Regions from separate parts of the Homo sapiens genome. Here region 2 is linked to region 1. A link is a loop called in an ENCODE intact Hi-C map of the cell type or tissue named here. Cell type or tissue: ascending aorta. All regions are shown on one strand. Links, peaks and the distances in the headings refer to the core of each region. The heading gives the core; the rest is flanking DNA. Region 1 holds the start of LOC728743 (zinc finger domain-containing protein LOC728743). Region 2 holds the start of RARRES2 (retinoic acid receptor responder 2).

The links. Hi-C counts contacts between places; a loop is a spot of excess contacts. Peaks named below come from ENCODE experiments on the same cell type or tissue, not always from the same donor. Only the 100,000 strongest peaks of a DNase experiment are listed, where the experiment ranks them.
Region 2: it touches region 1 in a loop (2.1-fold over the local background); 18 of 110 quality-filtered maps call a loop at or near these places.

What each region holds. Positions count from the first base shown.
Region 1 is chr7:150,397,480-150,407,517 of GRCh38, forward strand. LOC728743 (zinc finger domain-containing protein LOC728743) reads left to right here and starts at 8,197. Exons shown (of 3, transcript NM_001395976.1): 1 at 8,197-8,425. ZNF775 (zinc finger protein 775) reads left to right here. Exons shown (of 3, transcript NM_173680.4): 3 at 1-1,151. The coding sequence ends at 616. RefSeq lists enhancers at 1,714-2,301, 4,951-5,625, 5,626-6,300, 8,668-9,176, 9,470-9,519 and 4 more and a silencer at 7,500-7,959. In ascending aorta, for the core only: a CTCF peak has its summit at 8,005; DNase peaks (open chromatin) are centred at 6,872, 7,400, 7,842 and 8,382; H3K4me3 peaks cover 2,761 bases; H3K27ac peaks cover 3,263 bases.
Region 2 is chr7:150,339,597-150,354,033 of GRCh38, forward strand. RARRES2 (retinoic acid receptor responder 2) reads right to left here and starts at 2,033. Exons shown (of 6, transcript NM_002889.4): 1 at 1,982-2,033; 2 at 840-1,033; 3 at 504-608. The coding sequence starts at 1,013. It overlaps LOC107986858 (a long non-coding RNA gene), which reads left to right and starts at 2,249. Exons shown (of 3, transcript XR_001745420.3): 1 at 2,249-2,741; 2 at 3,932-4,045. RefSeq lists silencers at 1,072-1,141, 8,039-8,271. In ascending aorta, for the core only: no CTCF peak of the experiment used is centred there; DNase peaks (open chromatin) are centred at 655, 1,480 and 2,222; H3K4me3 peaks cover 2,290 bases; H3K27ac peaks cover 2,153 bases.

The DNA of each region.
Region 1 (10,038 bases), core at 5,537-9,536:
CGAGCGCCCGCACCCCTGCCCGCACTGTGGCCGCGGCTTCCGCCAGAAGCAGCACCTGCTCAAGCACCTGCGCACGCACCTGCCCGGCGCCCAGGCTGCGCCCTGCCCCAGCTGCGGTAAGAGCTGCCGCAGCCGCGCCGCGCTGCGCGCCCACCAGCGCGCCCACGCTGTCGCTGAGCCCGCCGTTCCGGCCGGGGAACCGGGCGACCAGCCGCAGGCCGAGGCCATCCCGGGCTTGGCCGCGAGGCCGCGGAGCTCCCAACGGTCCCCGGGGGCCCGGGACACGCTGTGGGGCCGGGGACAAGCGGGCCTCGCTGGGCCTGGCGAGCCGCGCCAGTTCATCTGCAACGAGTGCGGCAAGAGCTTCTCGTGGTGGTCGGCGCTCACCATCCACCAGCGCATCCACACGGGTGAGCGGCCCTACCCGTGCCCCGAGTGCGGCCGCCGCTTCAGCCAGAAGCCCAACCTGACGCGGCACCGGCGCAACCACACAGGCGAGCGGCCCTACCTGTGTCCCGCCTGCGGCCGCGGCTTCAGCCAGAAGCAGCACCTGCTCAAGCACCAGCGCGTGCACCGCGCGGCCCCTGCGTGCAGCCCCAAGGAGGAGGCGCGCTAGTGGACTGGACCTCAGCGGACCCGTGGTGGTGCGGGGGATGTTTGCGGGGTGTGTGTGGGGAGTGGGGGTGGCCAGGATTGCTGGCTCTTAGAACCCCTTAGAGCGGGACCGGTGGATTCCTTAAGGCTCTGAAGGGCTGAGAACAGTTCTAGAAGCGTCCCAAAGGGTGCTGGGAAAGGTCCCAGCGTGGGTTGAGGGAGGAGGGAAGATCCGAGTTCCTCACCGCGGGCCGGGATGTGACCACCCTCTTCAGAGGTTGGACCCCAGGCTTCAAGCACCGAGTGAGGGGTCTGTTGGGGACGCTGGGAGAGTCTCTGGTGTGAAGTGGCTTAGGTCTGGACTGGTCAGCTGTGGCACCAGCCGGTCCTGCCCACGCTTCAGGATGGCCGGGGGCTGCCCCTGTGGGAGAGTTGCCAAGACTCGGCGATACCAAGGATGGAAGCCAGAGGCTGTGGCGAGGGAGAGCCAAGCATATTCCCAGCACCAGGGCCACTGCTGGCACGTCGTAGACATCCAATAAATATTTTTGGAAGGAGTGAATGGTTTGATGTCCCTCTCCATCCCTGCCAGCCCCCTGCCCAAGGTGTGTGTGTGGTTGGGCCCGACTCTAGAACTGGTATGTGTGTGATGGTCAGGCAGGCATGAGCGGGGTGGGCTCTGCTGAGGCTTGGCTGCCTGAGGAGGTAGCTGTGCAGGAGAGAGCCAAACACGCTGCTTCTATTCCTGTCTGGGGCATGTCTGAAGTGGGCTGGCTGTCTTGACTGGCTTGGATCCTTATCAGTCTGGTGTTGCAGAAGAGAGAATGGATGGAATATTCCACGTGGTCTCACTTTCCTTTCTGAACCACCCTTGCTGAAGCCCGGGTCTGTGTGTGCTCAGAGATCCATTTGCCCCAGGCTAGGAGCACAGCACTCCCCACACCCAGTTCTTGCCAGGGGTGTTTTCTCTCTTCCCTTCTCCAAGTCAGTTTAGTGTCTTCCCACATACCCTCCTCGGCCTCCTGCCCCCAAGAGGTCACCCCTCACGCCCTTCCAAAGCAGGGTTGGCTGAGTCCCTGGTGCTGACAGAAGAGCCCAGGACTCCAGCCCAGGCTGTGACCTCAGATGGTGTCTTCCCAGAGGAGAGGAGGGAACTGGAGATGGTGGTGATGGGTTTGGGGTGCCAGGGTTGGGTAGCTGGGAGGTAGGAAGAAAGGACCCCAACATGGCTCTAGAGAAGGAAGAAGTGCACTTGCCCCCATCTCACAGCCCAGATCCTTCTCTGTATGCAGAGAAGTGTTACCTTCTGGGAGCTGCCACGGTTCAGCCTAGCTTCTGGTCACTGTTCTTTAATCCTCTGTATCTGGAAAATACTCCAGTTGTAGATCTATGGAAGGACATACGAAGGTGATGGGTGGACCCGGAGGGCCGCCCTGACTGTTATGGCTTACTAGGGTAACAGTGCCGATGATGGTTAGCACTCAGCCAGGGCTGCTGCATCTCCGTCCCGTTCTTTGATCACAAAACATGCAGTGTGAAATCACACGGGGTGTTGTACGCCGGGGTTGCTACCACCTACTTGAGCATTCAGCGCTTAGGACCACGGGAAACCAAACCAGGAGGGTTTTCCTGGGCACCCTCCACCCGACACCAGCCCTAGGGGCTGCCCTGACTCTAATGACCTGCCCCTCTCCTGGAACTCCCCTTCCATCCTGCACCGCCCCAGGGAGTGCTTGACTGCCTTGCAGCTCATCAAACCCTGCTTTAACAGGGTGGGGGAGGGGGGCTCAGGAGTCCTTTGCTTTTTTCTCTTTGCCACTTGCCAAATTCTGAAATCAAGTTGAGCAAGCCCACCCACTTCAGGCCTCACTGAGTCCCGTCTTTCATTCCTGGGTTAGAGAAACACTGCCCGCAAGGACAGATCTGTGGAAACACTAGGTCCCTGTGACTCAGGTGCCGGAGGATGCAGTGTCAGCAGATGCTGACGAGATCAGTCCTGCAGGAGCATCTTTACGACAGAACATGTTATTTTCCATAAGTGGCCTGTTTAATGATCAAATCAGTCAAATAGCTGTGCTGGTAGGACTTGGGGTTAAAAATGAGGCCTAATTGCAGCTTTTTTCTCCAGCACCAATTCATGAGAATGCCTGCTCGCTGACCCCAGGTGACTGGGCCTCCCACAAATGGGTGTTTTGGGTCACAAAGGGGGCAGGGTCAAATCCCTCAGGCAAAGAGTGACTGAGGTGTATGACTCACTGACCAGGCCGGGACTGCACGGCATTCGTTCACTAAAGAAGCCTGCTGTGTGCCAGGCATCATGCTCAGATGCTGCCCGAGACACAGCCCCTACCCGAAGAGCTCAAGGACCTTTATGGAAAATCATTTTGATACACACAGGGCTTGGGACCATCTATGTGTTCAACTCTTTAAAAAATGGTTCCCAGCCCCAGTTCTCTTAGCAAGGCTTTCTAATTCATTATCTCATTTAATCTCGCCATGAGTCAGGCAGGGCAGTAACACATGGGAAAGGAGGGTGGGGGTGGGGATAGTGTGACCTGTCCACCAGGTCCTGCTACAAATTGACAGCAGATCCCAGGCCTCGTGTTAGCCCAAGCTGCTTCTACTGTCACATTGCAGCCTTCTGCAAGGATGGGGTGGTACTGTCCTTCTCACTTCTCATTCTCTTCCATTTTAAAATGATAAACCTGGGTCAGAGGATATTTAGGAAGAGGCATTGTCATTAAGTCCAAGACAAGATGGTCAGATTTGTTATCCTAGTGGGTTACAATCCAAAATACTCTGGAGCATGCTGAGATTAAGGTGGTTGCCAAGGGAACAGAAAACAGCCATGAGTAAATAAATCAAGACTTTAAAGGATTTAGATCGGGTCTATGGCCAGGTAAGTGCAGACCTTTGTATTCTTTCCAAGGCCAGGTAAGTGCAGGTCTGCAGTGGGGATCTGTGGCCACGTGGTCACAGATGTGGAAACATCCTGCAAATGCAGCCACGCTGCTTCGTACAGGCGGTGCAGTGGCTGGCATGGGGAGCCAGGTGAGCTTGGTGATGTTGGGGCTTCTGGAACTGCCTGCATCATCCTTGTATTTCTTTGTTAGGAGCAAGTCTGGACCTAAGAAAGATGGTGTAGGTTCTCGGAAAATGGTTGTTTTTTGGCAAGGGACACGAGCTTCAAGTCGTCCGGTAAGGCAGTCGGCCTCATTGAGAGGGTTTGGTGTCCCACTGCCCAGTCCCGGGGAGCTGCCTGACGGAGGGTAGACTGCAGTGACCAGAGGCAGCCGCTCAGCCATGCAATAGCACAGGCCGAGGGAGAGGGCAGGCCCCTCGTGGACTTGGCAGAGAGAAATGGGTGGGAGTGGGGGATGTGAAACCTTTTGTTACTTTTTAGTGGTTTGAATTTAGTAAAGAAATATCTTTGACCTTTAGGCAGCAGGAGGAGTATTGGGGCCAAAAACAGTGTGTTCTCACATATCACTGTTCTTCCTGCATTGTGGCAGGGGCAGTGAGAGAGGGAAATGAATGGACTCCCTTAAGTTATCCCTTAGGCTAAAAAGAGAACAGCCTCTTTTGGGTTGACTGGATTTGGAGGAGGTGTCCTAAACAGGCTGTTCAACAGGGGACTTTTTGTGATGATGACAGCGCTCTATTTCTGTGCTGTCCAGACTATAGCCACTAGCCACATATGGCTATTGAGTATTTAAATGTGGCTTGTACGGCTGAGGAACTGAACTTTATTCAATTTTAATTCATTTAAATAGCCCCACGTAGCTACTGGGCATAACAGCCCCAGGGATGATAGGATGACACTCCTATTGATAAGAAGCTAGAAACATTGTTTCTTTTCCCTTCACCTTCTCCCCTCTGCTCACCACCTCCGGGAGAGCCAGATAGTTCTGGGGTTCAATTCTGGCTTTGTCATTTAAACCATAGGTCCTTGGGCAAGTAACTTATGTAAAGCATGCAGTATAGTGCCTGGCACACAGCAAGCACTCAATAAATGGTAGCTATTGTTGTTTTAATAAACTTGAATGGTTACTTGCAGAGCAATTGTGCCCATGGAAAGGGAAAAAAGGGTTTTTCCCTTGCTTAGCTTAACCCACATAAAGAATTAACCATCTCCAGTGTGAAGCAGGCCTGCTGCAAGTTTAAGGGTTTGAATTGATGTCATAGGTCACATCCTGGGTTTTAATTCCAAGGAAAGAGAACTTTGGAGCAGATGAGGCCTCACGCTGAGCCTCACATCTCCATCCAGGCCTCTGCAGAGCAACTCAGCCCTCACAGGGCAGCAGCTTTGCCTGCACCTCCTCATTCCTTGCATTGCATCAGCTCTCCTCCTCCTCCAAACCCTTGGGGGCCATCTTTTCTCTCTGCGCCGCCTGAGCTATTAGATGTAGCTTGCAGAGGAGCATACCTTCATTCAACAGACATCGACTGAGGACCTATTGTATGCTGGACACGTGGGACAAAGAGACGCTAAAATAGTCCCTGCCCTTTGAAGTTCATAACCTGGTGGGGAAAACAAAAGTGTGCTAAATTCCAAATCTGGGATCAGCATAAGGTGCTTTGGAGAGAGGGATCAGACTGCTGTCCAGTCCTGGGAGATGGGAGATGGGAGAGGCTTGTCAAGGGGGAGGTGGTTGCCCTGCTGAGTGAGGAAGCCCTAGGGACGCAGCCCTACAGGAGGAGCTGGAGGATGCGGGGAGCAGGGTCTGGAGCTGCCCCGAGGAGGCCCATGGGGTGATCTGTTTGTCCACCTGTTGTGCCCCAGGGTGACTACAGTGCAGAGTCTGGGACAGGGTTCACCTGAGCTACACGTTTACCCATGGTCTACAGGAGCCACGAGCAACACATCTACCCACACGGGAGCCATGGTCTGCTGTTCTCCAGGACGCCTTGGTTGTGGGCAGTCCAGGCCTTTGTTAGGGTCCAGAGTCCAGCTGCCATATGGATCTGTCAGAATAGTGGTGATCCCTGTGCCAGCCACTGCGCTGCCTGTATGAGGAAGCATGAAGCAGGGCTGTGTTTGCAGGGTGTTTCCATATTGGCACTCTATCGTGCTTGCCGCAGCACCTAAGAATGGGATGAGGGGGAACCTTGGGGGAGACAGGGGAGGTGGGTGTATGTGCACGAAACTAGAGAAGTGAAGTGCCTGAGCTCAAACCACCGTGGCAGAGCAGAGAATGGAGGCCTCTGGGAGCCCTTGGGCCTTGGCTTCCCCGCTGAGACAGGGCAGGTTTGAGGTGGTACTGCCCGTGTCTGTGTCCACCCCCATCCCCTAGCCGTGTTCTTTTCCTTTCTATTTTGGTTCAGCTTACCTAGAAATGCTGCTAAAAATATGGGAGACATCCTCAGGCATATTATTGATTTTGCTTTTGAAAAACATGGTGTTCACCGAGTGTCCCCATTTCTCTTATGGTCTGCAGAGGAGATGAACACTGGGGGCTCTGGCAGGTGACAGCAGGGGCTGGAAAGCTGGGCAGTGTTGATGTGCTCCGAGTGGAGGCACGGGTGGGGTTGGTCATCAGCACCTGGGGTGCTGGTGTCACTGCATGAGAACTCAACATCTGTCCTATGGACTAGTTTCTTTGTCTTCCTAGTATTCCCTTCCCGTTGTCTCTGTTTAAAATGCCAATTTCCGTGGGACGTGGAACTCCTAAAGTCCCACATCCAGCAGTGAGGTGTCTCCAGGAGCAGTGAAGGGATGGGGTGGGGGTTGGGGTAGGAGTGGATTCTCCAGAGGCCACAAGCCAGACGGGTGGGGCCTGGTGGGGCAGACTGGTCCTCCAAGCGAGCTGTGAAAGCAGGCAGGCCTGACCTCCAGGCCTGGTGTTGGGAGGAAGGGGCTGATTTTACAGCCTGGGGTCTCCCACCTGGAATTCTTCAGTTCCCAGGCTCCAGAAGGCACAGTGGGCACCTGCAGAGCTGCAGAGAGGACCCTCATGGTATCGGGAGGCCCGCATCTCTCAATGCCCTCCATCAGGCACAGCGCCACCCCAACCACCACATCCATTGTCTGCTGCAAGGATCCCTGCCTGGGCCTTGGAGAGAGAGTCGCGTTTCTCCACCTGGCAGCTACAGAGAGGCCACAGAGAAAAAAGCCTATTTAATGTTCTTCTACTACTTGTGACTTTTAAAATAACTTTTCCTCTCAGGCCTCTGTTTTTTTGTCTGTCAAATGTACACCCTCAGGCACGTTCTCACTGGGGCCCAGGTTTTTACTTCCCTGTCGTCACACACTATTTATGTCTGAGGGTCTCAGTCCCAGGGCGGTGCAGTGGAACACAAGCTGGGCCACGGTGCTGGGTCACGGTGCCGTGTTCCCGTCTGTGCTCTGCTACTTAGAGCTGTGAGTGTTGGAGGAAGCCACTCTGTGTTTCAATTTTATTTTCCCGTCTATAAAATGGGATAAAACCCACACAAGGTAGGGTGCACATGGTTATTGGAAGGTTCCCACGAGATCATAACATGGAAAAGGGCTTTGTAAAAGGCAAAGTTATGTCCGAGTAAGGGACATTATCATTAAATGGCAGCTGGAAGCTGTAATTTGGTTCTGCCCTCTCACGCCCGCTGCTACTCCAGACGTCGTAAGTTGCTCTTTTATGGGATATCTCTGGCTTGACTGCGGGTTCCGTTCTGAGGAGGTGGGGTCAGCAGGGGCCTGATGTCTTCTTCCTTTCCCTCTGGTCACTCTAGTGATATAACCCAGGCCATATAGTCAGGCAGACTTTGGCGAAACTGTCAGCGAGGGCAGCTCCTCGATTCGGCCCCTTTGACTATTGTCTCCAGTCCTGAAACCCTCGCCCAGGGCCGCTCCGCCGCCGGGCTCCGGCGCTCAGCCCATGTCACCCGGGGAAAGGCCGGCGCCTCCGTCCGACCCTCTTTCCTGTCGCTGGGGGCGGTTTGTGGGCCTGGCCTTGGGATTAGGAAAATAGGGATGGTGCTATAACGGCCGAATGCAGGCCTCAGGGAATCCCGAAAGGGGGAATGTCTGGGTCGGCGGATCGGGGGGCTTGAGAGGGCCCGCTCCGTGGGACGTTCAGGCCCCGGAACCGGCCCCCGCATGGTCGCCGCTCCGGCCCGGGCGGGCGCAGCGCTGGCAGCCCCGTTTTCCGCCAGCCGGGCTGCCGGAGAGTTAGACCTCCCAGCCTCACGGGGCTGCTGTGCGGCTGCGACGACGCCGGCGACTGCGGCGCTGCAGCGGAGACGGAAGGCTCGGGAGGCGGCGCCATGTGAGTGCGCGCGGGGCCGCGCTGGGGCCGCGGCGGGAGGTTACCGTATTTACCGAGGCCAGAGCCGGACCCTCGGGGGCGGGTCACTGCGGGCGTGCTACCGTATTTGCCGGGTCCCGCGCAGGTCCTTTCCGGGAGTGGGAGCGCCGGGACTTAATTACGTATTTATCCAGGGTTGCGTGGCTCCGCGGGGGGGCGCTGCGGCCGTGGGGGGTGGGCTGCATTCATTCCCTCTGGGAGCTGGGGCTTGCAGTCGGGCGGGGTGGGTTGCGGCAGCAGGGTGGAGGCCTACGTATTTTCGTGGGGGTGGGGTTGCGACGCAGAGTTTACCATATTTCTCCAGGGTTGCTCCGGCCGCAGAAGTTGGCAAGGTTGTGTGTAAGGTCGGGTGGGGTGGGGTCAGCTCTCCCGATTAATGCAGCTATTTGATAAGAGCAACGTCGCGGGACGCTTGCCGTCTTTATGGGGGCGGGGAGAAGGGGCGCGGGTGTCGCTGCGGGAGAGTTACCGTATTTGCGTTGAGCAGCGCAGACTGTAGAGCAAAGAGCTGCGGCCGGAGACCGGAGGAGCAGGGGCTCAGCTGGGCTGTGAGTGTGGCATGGGAGGAAAGAACTTGGGGGAGAGACGGGGGGCCTTTCGGCGTGCAGGCGGGGCCTCAGTCAGGGGTATAGCTGGGGAGAGTGAGGAGGCTGCCCAGTCACAGGGCCGGGCTGAGATTGGCCAAGGGGACTTTGATGATCTGTCTTTGCAGATGTCAGTGCAGCTGCCTGTGGAAAAGACTTGTGGGTGGGGTCTCTTGCAAGTAGGACTTGTCTCCTTCCCCAGGGTCAGTTCCACCCCGGCCTCGAGGGTACGGAAGACAGAGGAGGTGGCCCTGAGACCCCACTCTGCAGATAGGTTGACTGAGGCTGGAAGTGAAGAGAGGCCTTCGGGGAGGTCCAGTGGAATATTCAGCCGGCTTCCCTGATGGGGTTGGGGAGAATGGATGAGGCAGGCCTTAGGGCCCTGCAGGAGCCCAAGTTTTGGTGGGGGTCGTGGGAGTGGTGGCAGTAGACAGTGCATCTACAGGAGAAGTGGCCCTTTGGAATGCATGGCTCTGTGACGGCTGGGATGGTGGCAGTGGGGGGTGTGTGTGTGTTTTGAGGAGTGTTTAGTTGTTGAGCAGCTAGTACATTGAAAAGAGCTTTCAACAGTGAGACAGGAGACTTAAGGCCTAGTCCAGGCTCACCTTGCTCTGTGACCTTGGCAAGTATGTTGACCTCACTGAGCCTCAGTTTCCCCATCTTTAAAGTGGGGCTCAATAACCCTGCTCCGCCCCTTTCTCAGGGCTGTTGTGAGGACAATGGGAAACAATTTAAGAGGAACACAGTGTCCTGGGAAGAGGATCCTTTGGAGAAGCAGCATGAAGGGAGCTGGGTTTGGGGGTGTTGGCTGGGCACTGAGGGTGCTGCTCAGCCTTGGGCCAGGCTTTGCTGTGAGGATACCAAGAGGAATCACGCTGAGACCAGTCCCCCTGGGAGCCCACACCCTGGTTCAGTGACTTGGAAACCTTTTGAACACATGCCTCATTTTGATAAACAAAGAGCTGCCGCCTTTAATGTTTAACCGAGGTCACTTTCAAGTTTACAGGGTTGTGTTTTTTTTCCTGTTTTAAGCTTCACAAAAATATCTTTAAATCACTGATAATGCCACCCTTTTCTCCAAGTTTGGGGTGCACTTCCCTACCTCCCCCTGTCCTTGAGATCTGGTTGGAGGGATAAGACATATCTAGACGAAGGTAACTGAAAATCCTAGCTGAAACTGAAACTGAAAATCCTAACTGAAACTCATCACCATCTGTCTAGTGTCTTGTGTGGCTGGCTGGCATGGTGCTAGGTGCTGGGGTTGAAAGAAGGCAGCTCTGTCCTTAGGGTGCTGGGAGTCGGGGGACAGAGGTGGCATGACTGACCCTCGTGCAGTATGATCAGTGAGAGCCACATGGTTGTGTCACACGGTGTTTAAGCCCGGGGTGGAAAGGTCAGGGAAGGCTTCTAGGAGAAGGTGCCCTTGGGAAGGGACTGGAAGGAGTGTAGGCCGTGCTTAAAAGGCAGTGGAGGAAGAGGAACACCAATTCCCAGCAGGGGAACTTGAGCTTGAACAAAACGGGGCGAAAGGTGGAGGTTGTGGGAGGTGAGTGTCCCTGCCAGGCTGGGGGTTGGCT
Region 2 (14,437 bases), core at 313-4,312, 63 kb before region 1:
GGCCTTTGCAGAACCTGTAATACAGAGCCCAGGCCGTGCTCACAGAGCGGGAACTAGAACACAGTCACTGCACTCCCAGCCCAGGCATCACCCCCACGGTGGAAGGTTTGCCCCCACCGTGACTGATGACTGGAGTCCTGCTAGGCTAGGGGGGCACCAGACACACCCACACAGCCGGCTCCTTCCACCCAGGCCCTGATGCTTGAGAGAGGAACTCAGACCGAGGTGAGCCCTGCTCTGATGAAGATAAGTCCAGGGGTAACCAAACCATCTTCCTGTCTGCCAGGCCCCAGCTCCCACCAGCCACTCTCACAACCTTGGGCTCAGGCTGAGCCACTCCACCTCTAAGGAGGCTCTTCGCAGTGGGGTCTCTAACCTCAGGGCTTCTTAATGGACCTCCCAATTCATGCATGCACACCCAGGCATGTGCCCCACACCCCAAACCCCAAGTCCATGCACTCACACCCAGCATGCGCCCATTGCTCTCACACCCCTTCACTCACCCCATTGGGCCTGACTTTGCACTCGGGTTTCTTCCAGTCCCTCTTCCGGCAGCTTGTCTGCTGCAGCTTAAATTCCAGCCTCACAAATATTCCAGCTGGGAAGGGCTGCGGACAGACAGGCAGGCAGAGGATGGCCGGTAGCCAGCTGAGGGTGCAGAGCAAGCCCTGGTGTGATCCGCACCTCCCTCACGCAGTCACATTCCAGCAGGCTGGACAGTGGCCTTTTCTCCAAAGGGCTGGGGCTCAGAGCCCAAGCACTTCTGTCCCCCTTCGTGGGAATGCGCTGGTCTCCTGGGGTACGACCCTCCCCGCTCCTGCCCGGGCCATGCTACTCACCGTGTCCACGGCGCTCTCCACACTGGTCTCCTGGAAGGCCCACTGCACGGGCGGGTGCTTGTGAAATTCCTCCAGGGCCACCTGCAGGCCCCGGCGCTGGGCTTCCGTGAGCTCGGCGACGCCCACGCCCACCGCACCCAGCCACAGGGCCAGAGGGATCAGCAGCCGTCGCATGCTTCCGTGTCACCCTGGCCCTGCGAAGCGGGTGTGCGCCCCTCAGCTCTCCGAGCCAGCCCGAGCCGCCTCCTCCCGCGCCCTGCTCTGGGGGGAGGGTGGGGAGCGGGGGCGGGGTCCAGGCCTGTAGAACGCTGGGCACAGGTGAAGGAGCCTGGAAATGGCCCTTTCTCCAAATTGACCTTAGGGTCCGCCTGGCCCTCTCCGTTCCCTCCCACCCTGCCCGCGCTGTTCCCTGGGGCCTGCAGTTTTAGCAAAGTTCCCTGCCCACGCTAGGAATCAGTCAGTTCGCACTCCCACCCTACACCCCTAATCTTGCCCATTGTGTCTCTCCCTGGGTCTCCGGCACGACCCACTCTCCTCCCTGCCGTCCCCGGAGCCCCTCTCTCCTTTCCCCGCTCAGCCTTCTCCCCAACCGCTACTCCCTCCCCGTCCAGAATCCCCCTGCTCCCACGGGGTTCCCCCCACGTCCCCGAGGTCCAGGCCAGCCGGGGGAAGGGGCAGGGGCCGGAGGCCGAATACTTTTGGGAGGACCTAAACACGTGGGAGGGTCCGGACGGGTGGGAGCGGCGGGAGGCCTAATCCTCCCGGCGCGGGGGCTGCCGCGGGCCACCAGCCAGCCCCAGTCGCTAGGAATGGGGGTCTCGCGCCGCCCAGCCCTTGGCTTTCCCGCTTCAGGCAAAATCTTCCCTCCTTCCTCTTTTTTCTGGGGCCTTCCCCACGACCCCTCTTCCTAGCCCTTCTGATCCGTCCCCTGATGCATGACTGGGGCCACCGGAGGGGCTGACCCTCCCGGAGAGCCCCGTCGGTCCTGGTGGTCTTGGGACCGGAGAGCGACAGATGTGGAAACCGAGGCCCCTCAGTGAAGAGCTGCCAGGGTGGTCGCCTTAGAGCAAAGGCGTTCCTCATTCCGCCTGCGCAGCTGCCCCTCCGCCCGGCTGCCGCCCCAGCCCGCTTCCCCTCCTCACGTCCTTCCCTGCGCCTGGAGGTCTCCCCTGACCGTCCCGCAGCTGAAATCTTGGCCTCGCTGTCCGCCTCTTCCCGCTCTTCTTCTCGCGGGGCGGCCCCCACCTCCTCCCACCCCCACCTCCTGGACCCCCTCCAGCAACTCTGGCTCCTCCCCTCCCCAGTGGGACCGGCCTCTGGGGCGGGATGCCCTCCCGCGCCCTCCCTCCCCATCCCACCCCCCTCCTTCCCCTCGATCCAGCCCTCATGACCCTGACCCTGGCCGCGGCTGCAGGCGGCTCGCCCAGGCGCGCAGCCCTCGGTCCCACCTCCCTCTGGCTCGGGCCTGAGCATTCCGCAGCCTCGGCCGGCCCGGGCCTCTTCTCCGCTGCTCTGCTCCCCCAAGGACTTTCTGTGCCCCACTCCTACCCAGGCAGGGCTGCCCTGTCTTGGGTCCTTTACGGGGGACCATTCCCCAGCGTCCCTGAGACACTCATCCTGGGATTTCTTCCCCTAAATACAGACATTCTCAAACCAAATGAGACCTCGAGGTCCCTACACCTGATCCTGCCTCCCACTCCCTGAGCCACACTGAGAAGGAAGGTCTCTCCTTTAGGGAGGACTCTGGCGCCTGCAACCTTGATCGACAGCAAAGATGTCCAGTGTGTATCCTGCATCTGCCTTTCCTGACCATTCCTCGTGCCCCATTCTCCGTGGGATAGATTCTCATGGGGAGTGGGGGAGCCTTCGGGTGTGGCAGAACGGCATGATGGAATTCATAAGGTGAGCAGAAACTCAAGGAAAACTGTCCAAATACCGGCTCGACTCCTGGGTACGCTGGAGCAAGGATGAAGAAGCTCTGAGACTTTGCACGTCAGTAACCACCAACACCATGCCTCTGGTTCCCACACCGCAGGGATCACCTGAAGTAGAGGATCTCATGTAACTTCATGGCTCTCTCTGAACTTCTGTTTCTTTATCTGTAAGATGGGGATCAGAAACTCTGTCTTAAGGAGTTGTTTTGAGGATTAAATGAAGAAACATGAAAAGCAACTGATGTCCAGTGCCGAGCACAAGGCTTTTGTCCCCTACTTACGCACCCCTAACCAGGATTCTCCACTTAGAGCTGAGAATTTCCTTTACAGTGTGCTCTGGGGGCACCAGAAAGAAACTCGGCTTCCATTAACCACTTCCAGGTGTCTGAAATCCCACCACTACTTAGGGTACTTCACTCCCCAGCTGTGAGCTACTCAGCCGCCCTTAAGCAGAAAGAGATGGGATCCGTGTTCCCTGAAAGCTTTAGATGGGGTTAGAGAGAAAAGATGCACCCAAAGATGTTTCCCAGCCCAAGAACTTGAAGGAAACCAAAATATTTCACCCCAAAAAATACTTCTTTGACACATTTCAAGGTGGCTGTTCAGAATGGTTGGAAATAGAATAACCAAAAAGCTGTCTTTTTGTGGAGAGATTTGCATCTGTAGAGGAAATCTGCATTGATGTAGCCAGGCTTTCTCCGAGGCTCTCCCTTGTCTAACTCTAGGAAAGATTAACTGAGAGGCTGACACCTTTACAGATCTGAAAGAAACATTTACCCTCAGTTCTTTCTGAGGGCTGCTACCTGTGAGGTGTCATCTACCTAACAAGACTCCCTTTGCCAACCAGGCCTCCTCTTCCCTCCCTTCCATAACCTGTCTTGCCACTATCTGAGCCCCCATATTTGTATAAACTCAAGATGGTGGATAAGCTTCTGTATCCCACTGAGGGGTTGGGGTAATCACTTTGTGGTTCTCTCTCATGTATGTTAATAAATATTTCCTGTTAAAGCCGAGGCAGGAGGATTGCTTGAGCCCAGGAGTTCAAAGGTGCAGTGAGCTCTGATCATGAAACTGTACTTCAGCCTCTCTGGACAGAGCAAGACCTTGTCTCTAAAATATAAATGAATCAATTTATTCTATTAATCTGCCTTTCATCAGTTGATTTTTCAGCAAACCTTCAGAAGGCAAAGGGGAAGTTTTCCTTTGGCCCCCACAGACCCATGCTGGGGGACGTCCTGAGGATGGGTGAGGAGAGAAATCTTCCAGGACAAGGTAGGACTTGAGCTGAGCAAAGCGGGAAACTCATCCTGACTTTGGTGGGGGCTGGGGGGAAAGTTGCATCAGGTCTGTTGCAGGGGAGGTGAGGCAGTTGAGGTGGGGAGGTAGGTTGGGAGCAGGGTGGTGGGAGTTGGTGAGGAAGGAGCCAGTCTGGCTATACTTAAATGGCCACACAAAATTCACTTTGGGTGTAGGTATGTGAGGTGCACCCCAAAGAGGTGGACAGTCCTACTGCAGAGCACTCATAGGTGTGGATGTGTGAAAGGACTACTTAGGGCATATTCATGAGCTCAGCTCCAGGTAACATGTCCCAGTCCAGGGGAGCAACAACAGGACTTCACTATTTAATGATGGTTAATGATCTTCCTGGTCATGACAGCTAAAAAAGTAGACTCACGTATCCAGTTGTTCCAAGCTTAGTTTTCCAATAACTGAACTGAGTACCAAAAAACATTGTCCTTTAATATTTGCAACCACATTGACAAAAATAGTTTTTTTTAGAAGAAGTGATTTGACTTTGAAGTAAGAGCATATCAGTTGCAAAACTACACCTATTGAAGTTAAGTACATTTTCCAACTTGTGTCAATTCGGTACCATTAGCATAAATTCAAAAATGATATTGCATAAATTCAAAAGCCATTCTAAATTTATCAATATCAACTAAGAATTCTTCACATTTTTCTTGAAATTTTGCCAATTTACACAATGCTGTATATTACAATTAAAACCTCTGTATGTTGATTCTTGTGACAAAAGTATGTAGATTGTAATTATTTGTCAGTATTATGAAAATATTTAATTTGAAATGCTTATATTTATCTGGCTAGGTCACAAATGAGGTTTCATCTCCTTGGATATTCAAATTTAGCCCATTTATATGTAGTGTGGTATTGGTGAGAAAACACTGACTTTTTTATTTTTAATTATTGAATATTTGGGTTGAGAGTAGTGACTCATGCCTGTAATCCTAGCACTTTGGGAGTCCAAGGTGGGTGGATCACTGAACCCAGGAGTTCAAGACCAGCCTGGGCAATATAGAGAGAGGCTATCTTTACAAAAAAAAAAAAGTTTAATTAGCTGAGTGTGGTGGCAAAAGTCTGTAGTCCTGGCTACTCAGGAGGCTGGCGGGGGACGATCACTTGAGCCTGGGAAGTCAAGGTTGCAGTGAGCTATGATCATGCCACTACATGACCCTCCCACCTCAGCCTCCCAAAGTGTTGGGATTATAGGCTCAAGCCACCACTCTCAGACTTGGCCACAGAGCAAAACCTTGTCCCCAAAACAAATAATAATAATACTTATTGTTGTATATTTGGTAATCATGGCTTCTGTCTCAAGAAAATCTTGGAGTTAGTTAAAAGTACAGTAAATCTTAGGAGAACTCTTCTACAACCCTGACAATGAGCTTTGGTAAAGAAAAGATCATTAAATTCATTATCTTTCATTGCTTTCAACAGTTCCATAAAACCAGCAGTGATTCATAGCATTTCCACTTAAATACGGAATTAGTTTTAATGGCTGTAGCCATGAGACTTGCATAGAATAAATTTCAGAAAACTGAGCACAAATATCTTCAATATGTACCCTAAAGTGAAATGAAGCAACATTGGAAGCATCAATCTCTTGTTTTAGCATTCCAATAAATACCTCAGTCACACCAGCCACATGGCAAGTGTTCCTAAACCTGTGGCTGGTGGCTACCATATTGGATATTGCAGGCAGAGCATGTGTTACCAATTATGTGAGTAAAAACTAAAACTAAAAATGAACAAATTTTTGTGTTTGTAAATGCATGGAATATTTCTAGAAGGGAAAAACAAGAAACTTATAACAGTGTTTGCCTGTGAGGAGAGGATCTGTCCAGCTGGGGAAAACAGAGGCAGGAAAACTGTACTCCCTTTGTACTTTTAAATTTTTATAACTTGTGGATAATTTGTCTATTAAAATATAAAAAAACTTTAAAAACTATTTTTTGAGACAGGGTCTTGCTCTGTCGTTCAAGCTGGAGAGCAGTGGCTCAATCATGGCTCACTGCAGCCTCAACCTCCTGTGCTCAAGCGATCCTCCCACCTCAGCCTCCCAAGTAGCTTGGACCACAGGTGCATGCCATCATCCTAGGCTAATTTTTGTATTTTTTTCTAGAGACAGGATTTTGTCACATTGCCCAGGCTGATCTCAAACTTCTAGGTTCAGCAATCCACCCACCTTGGACTCTCAAAGTGCTGAAATTACAGGCTTGAGCCACTGTGCTTGGCCTTAATACTTTTAAAATCAGAAAGCAAAGCAACAGCTTTTCTTTTGTCTTCTTTTCTTTTCTCTTTTTTTGAGACAAAGTCTTATTCTGTTGCCCAGGCTGGAGTGCAATGGCATAATCAGAGCTCACTGCAGCCTCCATGTTCTAGGCTCTATTGATCTTCCTGCCTCAGCCTCCCAGTAGCTAGAACTACAGGACCACCTCACCCAGCTAGTTTTTATTATTATTATTTTTTTTTTCAGGAGAGAGGAGGTTTTGTTTTGTTGCCCAGGCTGGTCTTGAACTTCTGAGCTCAAGTGATCCTCCTACCTTACCTTTCCAAACTGCTGAGATTACAGGTGTGAGCCACCGCGCCTGGTCCCAATAGCATTTCTGAAAGCTTACTCTGGCTGCTGTGTGGAGAGTGGATAAAAGGGAATAAATCTCAGCAGGAGATAATTGTGATTGTCCGGGTGAGAGACGAATGTGGCAGGGACAAAACTGGAGGCAGTGAAGATGGGAAAACAAAGTCCAGAAATACCTCAGGACTAAAGCACCAGGGTTTGGTGATTGATAAGATGTTGGGGTCGAGGTCAACAGAGAGGGGTGAATCCCAGGTTTCTGGCTTGAACAGCTGTAGACATGGTTTTGATCCTCAGGGAGAGAGAGACTCAGGAGGGCAGTGAGGAGAGAAGTGTGAGGTGTCTGTGGAACATGCCAGTGGAGATGTTGACTGAACAGGGCTGGTGGAGCTCTGGCTACAGATGGGAAACTGTGTTATCTGCATGCAGATCGAGATCAGAGCAGAGATGAGACTGGGGATTGGAGAAGGAAGTAGCTTGCCCTGGCGGTAGGAGGGTGAGGAGGGAAGAGGTTAGGACCTCACTGGGAGGGGATCCAACATGGAGTAAGAGGGGTGGGTGGATGAAGATGAGCCGGTAGGAGCTCAGTGGCAGGTCAGGAGCATGTGGTGTCACAGAGGTGGGGAAGGGGATGTTGGGAGGAGGAGGCACGGCTGGCAGTGTGTGCCCAGAGGTTTAGGAAGATGATGCCAGAAAGCACTGGACCTAGCGAGGCCAGCGGTGACTTTAGCAAGAACTGTCTCAGTGTGGAGTGAGTGTAGAAGCACATGGAGGGCAGAGGGAAAGAAGGAATAAGGTAGAGCTGGTGGGTCCGGGGAGAAGCCAGGGCCAGGGAGGGTGCTGTGGTTTCAATGTGCTCCCCAGAAAACTTGTTTTGGAAACTCTTTTTTCCTTCCTTCCTTCCTTCCCTTCCTTTCCCTTTCCTTCCTTCCTTCCTTCCTTCCTTCCTTCCTTCCTTCCTTCCTTCCTTCCTTCCTTCCTTCCTTCCCTCCCTCCTTCCCTCCTCCCTCCCTCCCTCCCTCCTTTTTATTTTCTGGCAGAGTCTCGCTCTGTGGCCCAGGCTGAAGTGCAGTGGCGTGATCGCGGCTCACTGCAAACTCCGTCTCCCAGGTTCAAGTGATTCTCCTGCTTCAGCCTCTCTAGAAGCTGGGATTACAGGCACACGCCACCACACCCAGCTAATTTTGGTATTTTTAGTAGAGGTGGGGTTTCACCATGTTGGCCAGGCTGGTCTCAAACTCCTGGTCTCAAGCGATCTGCCTGCCTTGGCCTCCCAAAGTGCTGGGATTACAGGCATGAGCCGGTGTGCCCAGCCTATGTTTTGGAAACGTAATCCCCAGTGCAACAGTGTTGGGAGGTGGGGCCTAATGAGAGGTATTTAGAGCACGAGGGCTCCTGCTTATAAGAGGATTAATTCCATTATAAAGCTGTGGCTCATGCCTGTAATCCCAGCACTTTGGGAAGCCGAGGCAGGCAGATCTCTTGAGCCGAGGAGTTCAAGGCCAGCCTGGGCAACATGGTAAAACCCCATCTCTACAAAAAAAATACAAAAAAAAAAAAAAAATTAGCTGGGCATAGTGGTAGTCCCAGCTGCTTGGGGGGCTGAGGCAAGAGGATCCCTTGAACCTCAAGGAGGTTGAGGCTGTAGTGAATTGAGATCATGCCACTGCACTCCAGCCTGGGTGACAAAGTGAGACCCTGTCTCAAAAAATAAATAAATAAATAAATAAAATAAATAAAAAATAAAAGTGTTTGAGGCTGCAAGTTCAATCTCTCTCTCTGTCTTGCCCTCCTTTTGCCCTTACACCATGGGGTGATGCAGCAAGAAGGCCCTCACCAGATGTTGGACCTTCAGCCTTGGACTTCCCAACCTCCAGAACCAAGAGAAATAAACTCCTGCTCATTATAAATTACCCAGTCTCAGGTATTCTGTTGTGGCAACACAAATGGACTAAGACAGAGGTGTGTCGTACTGTGTCTTACTTAGAGAAGAGAGGAGTAATCAACAGGAAAGCAGACAGTAAGTGGGGCACTGCAGGGGAAAGCAGCAAACTGTAGGGTTGGATGCAGGCAGGCGTGTGCCACCCAGGGAGGTCTGGGGCAGGAGACTGGCGGTGAGGCCTGGGACTCTCCGCTTCAGAAGACTGACTGCTCATTCCTGTTCTTTGTTTTTCATTTTTCCCCCTTTCTTTTTGCAATCTGGAAAATGCCTTTCCTTTTGCTCATTTACCAAAGGTAAATTTCAGAACATAAAGAGGGATGCACAGCAAATTCTGTCCCATGGATTGTTCTGAAACTGACCATATGCTGCAGCTTCCATGTTTTGATGATGAGACTTAAGTCTGTTACCAGGAGCAAGCCCACAGCTTGTGTGCAGAAACCATGGCTACCATCTACCATCTTTCAGGATGGTCCTCAAAAGACTTTGAAAAGTGACATTTTCTGATGTGAAATCCTGAGGTTCCACTTTTAATCACAGCATGTGATTGTTATATATGTCATTAACTTGATTATTTAAAAAGATATTAATAATAAAACTAAAATTTACCAAAAAATCCTACAACTTGGCAATAAAAGCAGCAAAATACTTTTTTCAAATAATTATTGGATCAATAAGAAGAAATAAACATGATCATAAACAAGAAATAAAACATGTTGCAGAATTGTTAAAAATAACAATAATGTAGCCAGGCATGGTGGTGGGCACCTGTAATCTCAGCTACTTGGGAGGCTGAGGCAGAAGAATCACTTGAACCTGGAAGGCGGAGGTTGCAGTGAGCTGAGATCACACCACTGCACTCCAGCCTGGGGGACAGAGTGAAACTCTGTCTCAAACAAATAAACAAACAAACAAAGAAAATTAATGAAAACACTATATATTAGAACCCATGAGCTGTATTTTGAGAAGTACAATTAAATACCTTTCTTTTTACTAATGAAAGACAAAATGAAAGTAAGCTAATTGTTAACTAGTAAAACCACCAATGAAACTTATGGTAAGGAAAAGGAAAGAACAAATAAAACTAAAAATGTAAATTAGAAAAGAGGAAATTCAGGAAATCCATTAATATATCACATTAATCAGTCAAGGAGAGAAAACCCCATGTAATAATTGCCAAAGATGCTGAAAAAACCTTTGAGAAAATTTAATATCCTCTGCTAATTAAAAAATAAAAGCTCTTGATAAGATAGATTATGAGTACCTTCTTAACATGATTATATGTATGTATAACATACTTAATGATGAAAAATAAACATTCTCATCAAATTCAGGATCAAGAAAAGGATGTCTTCTATTGCTATTATCATTTTACATTTTTTAAGAAACACTAGCCAGTGTAATTGGGCAGACATGAAAAATCAATGATTAAAAATTTCTTTTGAAAAATGGTGAGAAAAAGGCCGGGCGCGGTGTCTCACGCCTGGAATCCCAGCACTTTGGGAGGCCGAGGCGGGTGGATCATGAGGTCAGGAGATCGAGACCATCCTGGCTAACATGGTGAAACCCCGTCTCTACTAAAAATACAAAAAATTAGCTGGGCGTGGTGGCGGGTGCCTGTAGTCCCAGCTACTTGGGAGGATGAGGCAGGAGAATGGCGTGAACCCAGGGGGCGGAGCTTGCAGTGAGCCAAGATCGTGCCGTTGCACTCCAGCCTGGGAGACAGAGCAAGACTCCGTCTCAAAAAAAAAAAAAAAGAAAAATAGTGAGAAAAGTATCCTTATTTGCAAATGGTAGGACTGTGTACCTTCCAAATCCAAGAGAACTAACAGGAATAAATTACTGGAAACAATAAAATAATAAGTGATAGGAAATGGGATTAATATACAAAATCAGTAGGTTTTCTAACATGAATATATTTGGAAAAAAAATATATGTATATATATATATATATATATATATATATATTTGAGACAAGGTCTCACTCTGTTGCCCAGGCAGGAATGCAGTGAGATGTGTTCATGGCTCACTGCAGCCTCAACCTCCCAGGCTCAGGTGATCCTCCCACCTCAGCCTCCCGGATAGCTGGGACTACAGGTGTGCACCACCACGCCCAACTAATTTTTTTTTTTTTTTTGTATTTTGTGCAGTGATGAAGTTTCACCATGTTGCCCAAGCTGGTCTCAAACTCCTGGGCTCAAATGATCTGCCTTCCCTGGCCTCCCAAAGTGTTGGGGTTGCAGGCGTGAGCCACTGTGCCTGGCTGAAAATATAGTTTTTTAAAACCCCATTTACAATAATAAAAAAAGGTTAAGTTCTTAGGAATGAACTTAGTAAAAAAATACAAAGACTATTTAAAAAAACTAACAACAACAAAAAGAATATTTAAAAACTTAACATAATATTAAGGTATATGAAAGAAACCTTGACTAAATAGATAGAATCAAATCATAAAATGTGGCCAGGTGCAGTGGCTCATACCTGTAATCCCAGCACTTTGGGAGGCTGAGACAGGAGAATTGCTTGAACCTGGCAGGCGCAGGTTGCAGTGAGCTGAGATCATGCCATTGCACTCCAGTCTGGGCAACAAGGCTGAAACTCTGTCTCAAAAGGCAAAAAAAAAAAAAAAAAAAAAAAATCATAAAAATGTAAATCATTCCTAAACTAATATATACATTTAACAAGAAAAGTGGATCGCCTGAGATGGGAAGTTGGAGACCAGCCTGACCAACATGGAGAAACCCTGTCTCTACTAAAAGTACAAAATTAGCCGGGTGTGGTGGCCCATACCTGTAATCCCAGCTATTTGGGAGGCTGAGACAGGAGAATTGCTTGAACCTGGAAGGTGGAGATTGCGATCAGCTGAGATCACGCCATTGCACTCCGGTCTGGGCAACAAGAGTGAAACTCTGTCTGAAAAGGAAAAAATAAAATAAATAAAAATGTAAATCATTCCTAAACTAATATTTAAATTTAACAAGGAAAGACAATTGATTCTAACATGTATATGGAAAAATAAACAAGCAAGAATAAACAGAAGTATGAAGATAAAAATAATGTTGACCTCTTAGATGTCCAGATAGCCTATTTGATGTTAAAATGCATTAATAATCTAAAATGAAAACAGTGACATTAGCAAATGAATAGACAAAAAAATGGAACAGAATAGAAACCTCAGACATAAATCCAAATACATATGGGAATTTAATATGTGATAAAGGTGGCATTTCAAATCTTTAGGAAAAAGATGCATTAGCCAATAAACGGTGTTGGAATATACGGCTAGCCTTGTGGAGGAAAATGATGAATGTTGGTTCCTGCCTCACTTTTTACACTATAATAAATTCCAGATGAATGAAATTAAATGTACCAGATGACAACTTGAGGATTTTATTCATTTGTTTGCTTAATAACTTCTTACTGGGGAAGTATAATACAAAACCCAATGCCATAAGAGAAAAGATTGATGAATTTGACTTCATGACTATCAAACGTTTCTCCATGATTAAAAAAAAAAAAATCAGCTTAGGCTGGGCATGGTGGCTCACACCTGTAATTACAGCACTTTTGGAGACAGGCGGGGGGATGGCTTGAAGCCCAGGAGTTAAGGCTGTTGTGTGCTATGACCGCCCCTGTGAATAGCTGCTGCACTCTAGTCTGGGCAACATAGCGAGACTCCATCTCTAAAAAATAAAAAAGAAAGAAAGATATAAAGCCACATATGCAATGTGCTATGTTTCAATTTGTGTAAAAAATAGGAATGTATGCACATGCTTGCACATCGCATTGAGTAATTCTGGAAAGATTTACAAGGAACTTGCAAGAACAGCAGACTCTAGCAAGGCTAACTGGAGGACTACAGGGAGGAGGAAACTTTCGTCCTTTTTTTCTCTTTTTAAAATAGACTTTATTTTTTACTGCTGTTTTAAGTTTACGAATAAACTGCACAAAGTACAGAGGGTTCCTCGTTCCCCCACTGCCCTCCCAGTTTCTCTTATTATTAACATTTTGCATTAGTTTGGTAAATTTGTTAAAATTGATGAACCAATATTGATAGATTATTATTACCTGAAGTACAGTTTACATTAGAGTTTGGTCCCTGTAGCACATTCCACAATGAGGTGTATCCACCATTACAGTATCATAGGAAATGATTTCACCCTCCTAAAAATCCTCTGTGCTCCACCTATTTATTCATCCCTCTCTGTCCCCAAAACCCTGGCAAACACTGGTCTTTTTACTGTTTCTGTAGGTTTTCCTTTACCAGAATGTCTTATCGTTGAAATTATTTTTTACTTCCTTTTGAAATGCTTGAGTTTTTTTGTTTGTTTTGGTTTGGTTTTTGAGACGGAGTCTCGCTCCGTCACCCAGGCTGGAGTGCCGTGGGGCGATCTCACTGCAAGCTCACTGCAAGCTCCGCCTCCCGGGTTCACGCCATTCCCCTTCCTCAGCCTCCTGAGTAGCTGGGACTACAGGCGCCCGCCACCATGCCTGGCTAATTTTTTTGTATCTTTTAGTAGAGACGGGGTTTCACCATGTTAGCCATGTGGTCTCGATCTCCTGACCTTGTGATCCGCCCGCCTCAGCCTCTCAAAGTGCTGGGATTACAGGCGTGAGCCACCGCGCCCGGCCGAGTTTTTTTGTTTTTTGTTTTTAACATGTGTGTATGTTAATTTAATAAAAATTAATTTTTATTTTCATCAAAGGAATACATGCTCACGTTTGCATGTCTGAAAATATCTTTATTCTACCTTATGTTTAAATTATAGCCTTTGTTGGGTGTGGGGGCTCACGCTTATAATCCCAGCATTTTGGGAGGCTGAGGCGAGTGGATCACTTAAGCTCAGCAGTTCAAGACCAGCCTGGCCAACATCATGAAACCCCGTCTCTACTAAAAATACAAAAATTAGCCAGGCATGGTGGCGCACACCTGTAATCCCAGATACTTGGGAGGCTGAGGCAGGAGACTCGCTTGAACCTGGGAGGCAGATGTTGCAGTGAGCTGAGATTGTGCCACACTTCACTCCAGCCTGGGTGACAGGGTGAAACTCCGTCTCGAAAAAAAAATACATACATACATATATATATATGTATCCTTCGTGGGTAAGATTCTAGGTTGAAAAATCATCTTCCCTTGGGATTTTGCCAGCTGTACTGTCTTCCAGCATCTGGGGCTTCTGGAGGGAAGTCAGGTGTTCTGATTCCTGGCCCTTTGATTGGAAGGGGCCTGTCTGTACATTGTCCCATGCTGTTCCTCATCTCAGCAACCGTGGGCTTCCTCAGTTTGCACTCTCCTGCTCCCTAGCTCCAGGATGTATTTCCATGTTATTTCATTGACAGTTTCTCAGTTAGCACTTTCATGTTCTCTAGCTGGAGGATATGTCTTTATGTTATTTCATTGACAATCTCCTTCTCTCCATTTTCTCTTTCTAGAATTCTTTTTTTTTTCTTTTTTGAGAGGGAGTCTTTCTCTGGTGCCCAGGCTGGAGTGCAGTGACGCGATCTTGGCTCACTGAAAGCTCCGCCTCGTGGGTTCAAGTGATTCTTGTGCCTCAGCCTCTCAAGTAGCTGGGATTACAGGCCTGCGCCACCATGCCTGGCTAATTTTTGTATTTTTAGTAGAGATGGGGTTTCACTGTGTTGGCCAGGCTGGTCTCGAACTCCTGACCTCAGGTGATCCACACGTCTCGGCCTCCCAAAGGGCTGGGATTACAGGCGTGAGCCACTGCGCCTGGCCTAGCTCTTTCCGTTTTAGGAGCTTATTCCTAGTTTTAAAATACCATCGTATAAATATAGGATTTCTTTTTTAAAGTTCCATTCATCTCCTTATTTCAGCTGTGGTTTTGGTCTC